2 separate regions of the Homo sapiens genome follow, and region 1 is linked to region 2. The links are chromatin loops, found by intact Hi-C in ENCODE. Cell type or tissue: endothelial cell of umbilical vein. All regions are shown on one strand. Each heading gives the region's core, and the rest is flanking DNA. Links, peaks and the distances in the headings are about the cores only.

Region 1 (6,082 bases), core at 816-4,815, 870 kb after region 2:
GAACCGTGTGTCAGAAAATTGATTTATGTTGTTTTAGGCCACCCAACGCTCTGAGAATCGGAGCTGTTGTTCTAGTTCTAGTACTGAAAACTGCCCATGTGACTCTGGCCAGTCCCTGACTACCAGCGGAGCCCCCTGGGTAAGGTGTGCACACTACCCTGCTGCTCTGCTGCCTGGACAAATCAGTCATTCAAGTTGAATAACACTATTAAGGTAACGATAGTTTAGTATTAAGGTTAACCACCTGCCTACCATCAGACTGCCTGGATTTGAGGCCAACTTTTCCGCTTAGTGCCTATGAGACTGCGACCAAGTTATTTAACCTGAGTCATTTTCTTTTTCTTCTGTAAAATGGGGAGAATTCAAGAGGAGCCTTGAGCAGAAAAAAAGACATTTGGTAAAAACTAAGGAAGTCTGAAAAAAAGTATGGACTTTAGATAATAATAATGTATTAATATTTGTTTATTAATTGTAACAAATGGGCTAGGTGCGGTGACTCTCACCTGTAATCCCAGCACTCTGGGAGGCCAAGGCAGGCAGATCACCTGAGGTCAGAAGTTCGAGACCAGCCTTGCCAATATGGTGAAACCCCGCCCCTACTAAAAATACAAAAATTAGCCAGGTGTGGTGGCACATGCCTGTAATCCCAGCTACTCGGGAGGCTGAGGCAGGAGAATCACTTGAATCCAGGAGGCAGAGGTTGCAGTGAGCCAAGACGGCACTCCAGCCTGGGCGACAGAGTGAGACTCTGTCTCAAAAAAAAATTGTAACAAATGTACCATACTCACATAAGATATTAATAATAGGGACGGCTGGCTATGGGATATATAGAAATTGTACTAATCTAAAACTCTTCTAAAATATTAAATTACATATTATTATTTAAATGGGGAAAATATCAGTACCTCACCTCACATTGTGATAAAGATTTATAACAGTGTTTGGCATATTATAAGAGACATTGTTCGCTATTATTGTTTTAGGGCTGTTATCAGGAACAAGGAATTCGTACTTGCAATGTTCCATGAAACAGGCTAAATCATTTTTTTAAGTGAGATGATGTGACATATTTAGAGTAAGGTTGTCTGAAAATGTTATTATAACTGTAATTTTGACTCATTCCAAAGCTAAGTAAAGCCAATGTAGTAACTAAACTTTGTTTCATGCCTCAGTGTTTCTTGGTTTTTAGATCTTTTCAAACTGTGACTCTGACTACTACTGTAATTGCATGTAGCTCATGCAAACAAGATCTACCTTGTTTATCTGAGAAAAATGGAAAAAAAGAGAAAGACTCACAAATTGCAAATATATCTCCTTTTTGTTTCCTATCTGCTACTGGATTCCATTTTTAAAACACCTACATCATATTTTACTTTTTCCTTAGAAAACCAAGCAGAATGAATTGCAGTGACTCTTATATACTATTTTGACCCCAGGAGGTGGACAAATGACCATATATATACATATACATTCATTCAGATTACTGCAACAATGAAAGAAGCACACTCTTGATAAAACTGGTCATTTTAAGAATGACGGTGTCAACAGAAGAGAGCCAAACTCATTCAGATTGCTCCCACCTTGCCTGATGCCTGCATCATAAGAAAGCAGCAGAAAATCCAAGTTTGGAAAAAATGCTGCACACTTTCTCACCTGAAGAGATGCTTCCTACCTTAGGAAGAGAATGCTGTTTCCTTAACGGAGCTACTCTTCTGGACCTTCTGCAAGTAAGATGGGTAGATGGACAGACAGGCAGATGACAGCTTGAGGACAGGCTATTGTACCAAAAAGAAAGAGACCAAGGGCAGATGCAAGCAGCAACTGGGATCCTCTGCCCAGAAGATACAGGAAAACAATAGATAGCCGTATTCGAAATTCATTTCGCAAAGAAAACCAGTCTACGTCATTCAGTAATAAAACTGTAGTATCTGGGCTATAGTCACTAGGTTAACTATACTAGGTTATAAGGCTGGGTCTGAGTCCAGAAATTTATAATGAGCCATCACTATTGCAAGTGTTTTATCTGAACTATTATCAAAATGGACCTCCTCTCTGGGCTTTCCTGGGAAAATGAATCGTCTCCTGGAAAACCCATCTTGAAAGATCTTTGAATTGCAGAATGCACAAAAAAGGCAGCAGTAAACACATGAATTCACACCCGCCTTTTCCTAAGAAATCTGACTACAATATTATCATAGGATAATGAAAATAGTTTTTTGTTTAATTGTTAAACAAAAGTAAACAATTTTCTTCCCTGTGGGGCTTCTTGAAGTGTTTAATAGGTTATAATGCACATTGTGAGTTTCTGATGGAAGATTTAATAGTCTATATTAAATAAACTGCAGGAGCATTTCATTATCAGGGCAAGGATTAACAGCTCACTTCAGATCACATTTTAGGAAGCTGTGCTCCTCCTCCAGCAACATTCATAAAAATAAATCCTTCTGTTGGTTAACGTTTAAATCCTGTCTTCCTAATCTTTGGTTGCCTAATAGGGCCTAAACAATTTCAAGACCAATCTATACCATGCCACAAATGTCCAATAATCAATCCACCAAGGTCTGGACTGAGACCAGGGCTGACAACTGCCTTTTCCATGCTGCTGAGCCTTACTCTATTGGTGTCCAAGATAACTTAATTTCATCAACGCATAGGGAATGTTTGCCCCTCCCCCAATATTTGCAACTAACAGCAATTGTCTTTTATCAAAAAACTTTCCTATTTGTGTTTTGATTGAAACTTTAAAACATCGAACTCCTTGATATAAAGAAAATGATTCATTTCCTTCCTTTAATAAATGTTGAAACTACTGTGAGCCTCTCGCTTCATCATGCCTCGGTTGTTACACCCTCAACCGCTAGGGGGTGCCAGGAAAGGGCCCTGGGCTCAGGAGCAGCAAAGTTCCAGCCAGAGTAGTCAGGACGCAACAGAGATTGCAGCCCAGGCAGGTGGTTTTCATACTTCCCCAAACAAGCCTCACACCTGACTGCTCACCGGAGCCGCTTTTTGTCTGGAAGTAATTATGCCCAACAATATATAGATTCGTTACGTCTGTTGTGGTGTAAAAATCTGACACACCGTCTTTAATTAGAGGCCAGCTGAATTTGCTTTAAAGGCTTTTCTTCTTTCTCCACTTCCAAGTCTTGAGACATCACCAGGTTAATGCCATTTTGATTAGCTTGTTAGAATAATTTATTGTTTAGCCTTTTTAACGATTAGGGTGTTCACCTCATACCCAATCCTTTACTCTATTTGATTCCCTGAAAACTTACTGACAGGATTCACTGAGTATGCATCTGAAACAATCAGAAAATTCCATAAAATGGCAGTTAAAAGTAATAAATCCTCCACGGACCCACCCAAGGATGTGCCTCAAACATGATCACTGGCTGAGGCAAGAGGATCACTTGAGATCTAGAGTTTTAGGCCAGCCTGGGCAACAAAGTAAGACCTCCATCTTTATAAAAAATTTTTTTAATTAGTTTGGCATGGTGGCATGTGCCCAGCTACTTAGGAGACTGAGGTGGGAGGATCGCTTGAGCCCCAAAGTTTAAGGCTGTAGTGAGGCTAGGATTATGCCACTGCACTCTAGCCCAGTGATAGAGTGAGGCCTTGTCTAAAAAAACAACAATAAAAAGATAATAATTACTGGCCACCATTTCTCCCAGCTTTTTAAAGGATTAGAACTTTCCCTATTGTTGCAGCTGAATAAATTGCATCTTTAAGGTCAAAAGAAGTTTGAAGTCCTTCCACTTTCCAAGGAGTTTTTAAAAGAAAATATACCCATCTCTTCTGCCTTCTTAAGAGGAGTATTTTTTTATTCTGTTAGGGGAGACTTTTGTTACTGAAACTAACCCCAATTAGTCTATCAGCACAGCTAGAGAGAACTAGAGGACCACAGGGATTTTCCAGGTTTTCTTTTGCAACCAAAAAGTCATGGGGAATTCCAGAACAGAAGATGCTGGCTAATCAGACCTCCACTGGACTGAAGGAATGTTAACACAGCATACAAACAGTCTCCATACAGCACTGGCCTGCATAGTTCAGACCTTTCTGGTTCTACCATGGAATGCTTTTTGCAGAGTTATGACTCCTCATGACCCTCCAAGTTGTTAGAGCAGATTAGAGCTCCCGATGACTCTGCTGATGAGCAGATGGTATTCTCTCTCTGAAACAGCTGGAGAACCCTGGTGGTGATGGTGGGGTTATTGATTCAGGGCCTCAATAACTGCTAGAGTCATCGTTGATCCCTTGATTTCTCTCCCTCCCTATGAGGAATCTGTTTGTAAATCATGTCTATCTTGGAAATATATCCAGAATCCAAACACTTCTCACTTCCTCCTTTACTCCCACCATAGACCAAGCTGTCATAATCTCTGCTGAAACAGCCTGCAATAAGGCCCCCCAGCTTCCATCCTTATCGTCTTATAGTCTGTGCATACTTGCCACCTTATAAGCTACATCATGTCCAACCAAAACTCCATAAAAGCTTCCCTTCTCACTCAGAATACAAATCTGGAGCCCTGACCATCGCCCCCCCGAACCCACCCCTCCTTCATGAGCTGCCCTCTTCCCTTTGCCTGTCTGGCTCATCTCCTCTGGACTCCTTGAGTTCACCTACTCACTCTGCTTCAGCCTCGCTCGCCACCTTGCTTGTCCACAAACCATCCCGTACCAGGACCTTGCACTTGCTCTTCCCACAGGCAGGACTGCTTGTCCTCCAGAGAGCCCTGCGATGCCCTCCCTCCTTTCCCCAAGGCTATGCCTAAACACCACCTGAGCAGAGAGGCTTTGCTGGCCACCCCACCTTGGCCACTCTCTGACCCCTTGCCATCCTTTATTTTTCTCAGCATTTGTTACCATCTGACATCTTTATTTGTTCGTGTGTTTCTTGTCTGTCTCTCCCACTGGAATGTAAGCTCCATGAGGCAGAGACCCTGTCGGTTTTAATCAACACTGTGCTCTCAGAACAGTGCCTGGTCCATTGTGGGGTCTCCACAGGCGGCTGCTGAAGCAATAAATGAGTAAATGAAAAAAGAAGGCTCAGCAGCTCTGCAAGCTGTGAATGAGTGAACCACTCGGCAATCAGTGTTTGTTCATGTGACGTCTTGCTATTTGTTTCACAGATAGGAAAAAGGGGCCTAACGAGTCTAGTTCTCAGAGTCAATTCAGAATAAATTCACATCCAATGGTATTTTTCTGGAAAATCTCGTCTTTGGATTTATTCCACAAACTAAAAGACAGAAAGAGTTCAATTCTTTTAGACTTCAATATAATTTCTGAACCCTGACTGCATGGGCCTCTGGAGCAGGCCTAACTCACAGGACAGGCTCCCTGTAGCTGGCAGTGTGACTGCCAGGCTCCAGAGTAGGGTGGGGTGTGGGTGGTAACTGTGAAGTGCCGGGGCTGCCTGTGGCTCAGAGGCCGGAGTTCATCCTGAGTCATCTCCCGACCACAGGAAATGCCCACAGTCGTGCTCTCCTGGACTCAATGCCAGGCCCTGGCTCCTGACCAGCAGGCTCAGCTTCCCCTGAAGGGCCAGGCAACATGTTTTGTTTCATTTTGTTTTTAAGTGATTTGTACTGACTTTAAAGCAGAGAAAGATGGTACAATCCAGGACCACATCTTTGTCTCATTTTTGGCAGCCAATGATCTACAGGATAAGCAACAAACAAACCCAAAAGGAAATCACTAGACACAGAGCTAGAGCTGGAACCAGAGCCCTGAGATAGACAGGCGAACATATTTTTCAAGTTCCTCGTGGAATTTCACTTCTTGTTGGCATCTTTTTGATGATTCTTTGTACATCTCTTATCTACCAGGAGGCGGTTTGCAGGGTGATTCTGAACTCAGGTGGGAGGGTAGCGATCTGTCTCCAGGGCCCTGTTTTCTGAGCAGTGAGGGAAAGTTGTGTAACTTTTCCATGCCTCAGTTTCCTTATCTGGTAAATGAAAATAGAATAGTCCCCATTTTATTGGGGCCTTGTGAGAACAAAATAGGGCTACCCTAATACAATATTGAATGATGCCGGGCACTTGGTAAGTTCTCACTAAAATGAGCAACAATAAACATGCATCCCAAG
Region 2 (6,082 bases), core at 1,257-5,256:
AAAGTAAAATTAAAAAGAAAACAACAAAAAAAATCTTATCCAATTCCCTACATGTTAAAGCATTATAAATAAAAATATATTTTTCATCAGAAAAAAGTTTCCCTATGCCAGATCTAAAATAAATGCAAGTTCTATTGTCTATGAAACCTAGCACCTGTACCTTACTGTTAACATTGTCTATCAAGTAGCGAGTAACCAGTATTGATGAGATGCAGCTGCACAGCTAGCGAGGTATGAAAGGTGAAGATATGCCAGAACTGATGGTGCTATGGTTTGAATGTCCCCTCTAAAACTAATACTGATATTCAGTTGTCATTGTGATGGTGTTAAGAGGTGATTAGGGCCGAGTGTGGTGGCTGACATCTATATTGCCAGCACTTTGGGAAGCTTAGGAGAGCGGATCAGGAATTTGAGGTCAGGAGTTCAAGACATGGTGAAACCCTGTCTCTACTAAAAATACAAAAAAATTAACAGGGCATGGTGGCATGCACCTATAATCCCAGCTACTTGGGACGTTGAGTCATGATAATTGCTTGAACTCGGGAGGTGGAGGTTACAGTGAGCTGAGATCGTGCCACTGCACTCCAGCCTGGGTGAGGGAATGAGACTGTGTCTCAAAAGAAAAAAAAAAGAGGTGATTAGGTCGTGGGGCTCTGCCCTCATGAATGGATTAACAACATTATTTCAGGAATAGGTTTGTGATTGTGAGAGTCTGTCCCCCTTTTTCTCTGTCTTGAGTGCTGTCACTCTTCTCACTATATGATGCTTTCTGCTGTTATAATGCAGCAAGAAGACCTTCACCAGATATGGCTCCTCAGTCTTGGACTTCCTGGTCTCCAGAACCATGAACCAAGGAAACTTCTTTTTAAATTACCCAGTTTGTGGTATAACAGCAGCAAAAAACAGACTGAGACATATGGCTTCCTTGAGCTTAGAGATGCTGTGTCTACTCAGCTTCATCTGTCATTATGACCATACATTTCCCAAGTGTGTGGGATTTGGACATTGGAAGCTGTGCCTAGGAGTTGCGAGACCTCTACTACACTGTTACTTTACATACTGTGCTGTTACTTTTTGATTCTTTCTAAAAACAAAGTAAATTTGGAGTTAAGTGAAGTCTTTTGTGTCTCATGAGTTGATTATTAATCTGAACCCAAGTTGAGCAGAGTTGGAAAATTTTCATAGCAATAAATTATCCTCTGTATTCTAACTTAATCCTTCTAGTCTCAACCGCCAAAGCCCAAAGGGTCTACAAAGAGGAAAAACCTACTTGATAAATGGGTAGGTAGATTCTCATTATGACTTGACGTTAATGTCCCTCTCAGCTCAGCAACTTCAAACACTAAATTGTCAATGACCCTAATGGTTTTCTGAGATAATAGAAAGTACCATCATGAGAGAAAGAGGTATAAAAAACACAAAGGGAGAAAATCCTATAATAAAATGGCATGCAATTGGCAGCCACTGATTCAATTTCTCCCACTCGCCCACTAAATGTTTATGAAATACTGGTAAAAGGCAAACCTCACATTACCTCATGCTAAAACTAAAACTGACAGATAATCTATTGCTAAAACCTATAAAAATTTGTATCCATTTCCACAAGGAAATAAAAGCAGATTGAGGAAAAACAATTTTTAAGTTAGCTAATAATTGCCTCCTGAAATATAACAGGACAGCTAAGCTGAAAGAAGGTAAAAAGCCAAGTATTTCTCCATGAGCCCTGCTGATTGGTCCAGGGTTTAGAACAATCAAGAAAAAAAATGGATGACAAAAGAAGTACTTTTTGAGGTATACTGTTCTTCACTCCCACTTTCCACATCAATTCATAAACACCCTGGAAGGGAATGGGATTGGTGGCATGCCATTGCATCTGGGGAGATTTGGTCCCCACAAATAAAGCACTGTAGTTGAATGTAGTACTTGAAGAGTCAGACAGACTTGCCACTTACTAGCTAGGTGACTCTAAGTGGGTTATTTAACCTCTCTCTACTCAATTTCCTCATCTAGGGTTGCTGTTAGTATTAAATGAGATAGTGAATGTACAGCACAAAGCATAGTACCTTGTACAATGCTTTGTTCAATAAATGGTAGGCATTTTTATTATGACAAGGGTAGAAAATGGGAAAGTTCTAAGAGTTCTAGGAGTATGTGTGTGCATTGTAGGTTGAGGCTTTGTTTTATGCTCTATGTTCAGTGTGTCAGAGAATCTAGCCATGGAGTGAGAGTGGGGTGGAGTGAGAGTGGATTCTCTGTTAGTCTTATGCTGTCATATATGACGAATGTTTGTCCAGGTACTTGTCATTTTAGCCAGATTTCCAGCTACACAGTCAATGAGGGGCTCACACTTAGCTGAATGGATAGGGTTGTACAAGCCACAATCCCTGTCTTTGGTAAAAGACAAAAATTGACACTACAACAAAAAAACTGACATGGGTTATGGGTCTATGAAAAAAATACTGCACAAAAAAATGGCTTGGAATCCTAAATAATATGGAGGAATACACAAACTCTATGAAACAGCAACAAGCTAATTAGCCACCTTAAACACTGAAGAGTTGGGTACCTCATTTCCCCTCATCATCTCTACCCATTTTACCACCATTCTGGGTGCCCTCTGTCTCTTCCTGAATGACCATTCTGTTGTGGGCTAAATTGTGTTTTCAGCTCCATCCCCATTCATATGTTGAAGTCCTAAGTTCTATTGCCCCAGGATATGACTATATTTGGAAATGGGGTCTTTAAAGAGTTAATGAAGGTTAAATGAAGTCTTTGGAGATTGGTCTCAATCCAATATGACCCATGTCCTTGTAAGGGAAGATTAGTTCACAGACAGAGAAGAAAGAACACTTAAAGGCACAGGGAGAATACGGCTACCGACAAGCCAAGACAAGCCTCTGAAGAAAGACCTTGCTCACGCCTTGATCTCAGAGTGCCAGCCTCCACAACTGTGAGGAAATGAATTTCTGTGGTTTAAGCCACCCAGTCTGTGGCACTTGGGAAGCCCTAGCAAACTAATATACCATCCAATTGCTTGGCCTCTCAGTTTCTTTATTTTCTCATCTCTAGGGACTTTTACTGTGTTTCTCTTCAGCCCCTCCTCCCAGGGCAGCACCCTGATGCTGTCATGATCCAGAACCTTCTGAAATATTACATTCAAATCTGTACTGTTGGGAAATCTCTGACCATAGTTATACTGCCTTGTGACCTTCACATTTGGCTACTGCCACCCAATCCTTCAATGTCACCTGTGTCCCCAAATAAACCCCACTTCTTGCTCCCAACTCCCCCGTCATCTTCCTTGTCAACTGAATCTAGACATTGTGGTTTATCACTTCATCCTTTGTTTTGTCAGTATCTTTAAACCTGTATTTCCTTCCATAGTGACAGCCTCGCAAAACCCCAACCCAGCTGTTTTCCCTGAACTCATACAGTATTTCTGAGCAGTGTTAAAGGAAACCGCACAGCCACATCATGTGTTCTGAACCATTGTAAAGTCATTTAGGTCTTCAAGCCTGTCCCATTATCTCTTCCCTTCTCTGCAGCTACTATTTCAAACTTCCTCTATTCTCTCTTCAAAATTTGGCTCTCACTATGTCCAACAGATGACTTCACTTCCTATTTTATAGGGAAAATTGAGGTCACCAGAGAGAAATTTCCCCCAGTTCTGCCAACTAATCTGTAAACATCTTCATTCTCACTAGTCATTCTTTGTTACCCTGTATTACACACGAATATGTGCTCCTTTTCCTTCCTGAGGTTAATTCCTTAATAACCCTTTGAATTCCATTTCTCACAGTTCTTCCAAGGCCTCACACTTTTCATTGTTCTTTTGTTCTCTCTCATGTTTAATTCTCTACTTTCTCCCCTTATCTGTTCCTTCTGCTCACTATTTAAATACTCTCAAAATATCCCAGTAGCCCCTGCTACTTCTGGAAGCGTGCCTCACGCCTCAGTGTGCTGGGGCAAAATGTTGGAATGAGCCCCACTGACACACGGACATACAAAGTTTGTTTGTTTGTTTTGAGATGGAGCTCTGTCACCCAGGCTGGAGTGTAGTGGCGCGATCTTGGCTCACTGCAACCTCTGCCTCCCGAGTTAAAGCGACTCTCCTGCCTCAGCCTCCCGAGTACCTGGGATTACAGACGGCTGCCACCATGCCCAGCTAATTTTTGTATTTTTAGTAGAGATGGGATTTTGCCATGTTGCCCAGGCTGGACTCAAACTCCTGACTTCAGGTGATCGCCTCAGCCTCCTAAAGTGCTGGGATTACAGGCAGGAACGACCACGCCTGGCCTGGCATTGTTTTAAGTGTCTTTCATATTTTAACTCAACTACCACACAACAGAGCTCTAAGAAAGTCACGATTTTTTCCATATTGGGCAGCTTAGAAAATAAACCATACATAATAACAGAACAATAACAAAAGCAAACATTTACATGGCACCTAATATTAAAAATGCTGTACATTATTACATGATTTATTTCTCACATTAACACTATGAGATTGGTACTATGACCGTTTCTGCTTTACAGAGTGTGACTTCTAAGGATACCCAGTTGGCAAGTGGTAGAGTCAGGATTAGAACCCAAGCAGTTTTAACACATTGTTAAATGTGTTAGCACTGTTTTGAGAAAATCTTTAATCAAAAAGCAAATCAAAAGTAAGACCTGAAGAAGGAAGAAGTCACGGAATAAAAGAATCATTGACTAATTTCTGTCCTACCAGCTCCACTGCTTCCCAGCTCTGTGACCTGAGGCAAGTTGTGTAACCTTTGTGTCTCAATTTTCTCATTAAAAAAAAGGAATAATAAGATTATTTATTTCTTTGGTTGTGAAGATAAAAATATGTTAAAGCACATAAAGTGCTTATATCAATGCTTAAGAATGTAAGATGTACTAAATCAGGGGTGTCCAATATTTTGGCTTTCCTGGGTCACATTGGAAGAATTGTCTTGGGCCATACAAAAAATACGCTAATAGTAATGATAGCTGAGAACAACAACAACAAAAATCCCCCAAAATCACATTATGTTTTAAGAAAGTATGAATTTGTGTTGGGCCACATTCAAAGCCGTCCTGGGCTGCACGTGGGATCAAGGCTGCGGGTTGGACAAGCTTGTGCTAAATCATACTATTTTGTTTTTCTTACATCTTCTCAACCATGCATAATTAATGATGAACAGGAGGTAAGGTGAAAAGGAGGCTGGCAAAATCTCTCCTGAAGGATTTACATAAGTGACTTAATTCCTTTTGGAATGTCCCTCTGCATTGCTGCAATGAGTACAGCTCTTAGCCCAGGAAAGAGGAGTCTCTGTCCAGGTCCTACAATTTAGAGGGCCCCTTGTATCACACATAAAATGAATTCATTAAAGAATGCATGGGTGCCTCTGTCACTTGGTAATCCTAAAAATTCAGTCTCAGGACAAACACCATTCAGGCCACAGAGAAATCCTTCTTCAAATCTGCTTGATGGCCTCAAAACAAAAGTCACCCGTTCAAATGGCATGGAAGTGTATGGGTTGAAATACTATTGGTATGGAAGACACACACTACTTGGAATCCAGGAGCAGTGGAAACACTGAGCTACATGAAAATATAAATGTCTAACTTGTTAAATTCTCCCTCTTAATTAACATGCATGAAATAGATTCTTGTTATGGTGAAGTATCCCAGTGCTGAATGTCTATTTTCTCGCTTCACTTCTTGTTCCAATTTGTGGTTCTAGAGGTACTCATAAATTAGTGCAATATTTGAAACAGTTGCACAAAGCTGTAGAAATTCTGTAGGATTAGTTTATATTACTCGGATTTGTGTATATATATAGGTTTTAGCTTAAAATTTTTGAAGCATGTAAAAGATATTGATTTTTTACATTATGAGTAGATCTACATATTGCTTTAAGAGATGATAAAAGTTGCAATATAGGCAATAGCTATACATATGGTGAAGTTAAAAATATTTTGCAATATTTTCTGTAATAATTTATCAATATATCACTTTTACAATATCTGAGCAAGACATGTATATCTTACTCATTTCTAAATCTAACTATTGAATTAATAACTTGACAATTCCTGCC

The links. Peaks named below come from ENCODE experiments on the same cell type or tissue, not always from the same donor. Only the 100,000 strongest peaks of a DNase experiment are listed, where the experiment ranks them.
Region 1: a loop joins it to region 2, with 3 times the contacts of the local background. A loop is called at or near these places in 1 of 110 quality-filtered maps.

Annotation. Positions count from the first base shown.
Region 1 is chr2:160,207,627-160,213,708 of GRCh38, reverse strand. No RefSeq gene overlaps it. Among named protein-coding and RNA genes, the nearest start is that of ITGB6, 10 kb to the right of the region's middle. RefSeq lists enhancers at 3,141-3,190, 3,841-3,910, 4,051-4,140. In endothelial cell of umbilical vein, for the core only: a CTCF peak has its summit at 2,852 (motif pointing right); DNase peaks (open chromatin) are centred at 2,848 and 4,018; H3K27ac peaks cover 2,704 bases.
Region 2 is chr2:161,075,038-161,081,119 of GRCh38, reverse strand. No RefSeq gene overlaps it. Among named protein-coding and RNA genes, the nearest start is that of TANK-AS1, 82 kb to the left of the region's middle. In endothelial cell of umbilical vein, for the core only: no CTCF peak of the experiment used is centred there; DNase peaks (open chromatin) are centred at 3,579 and 4,309; H3K27ac peaks cover 3,610 bases.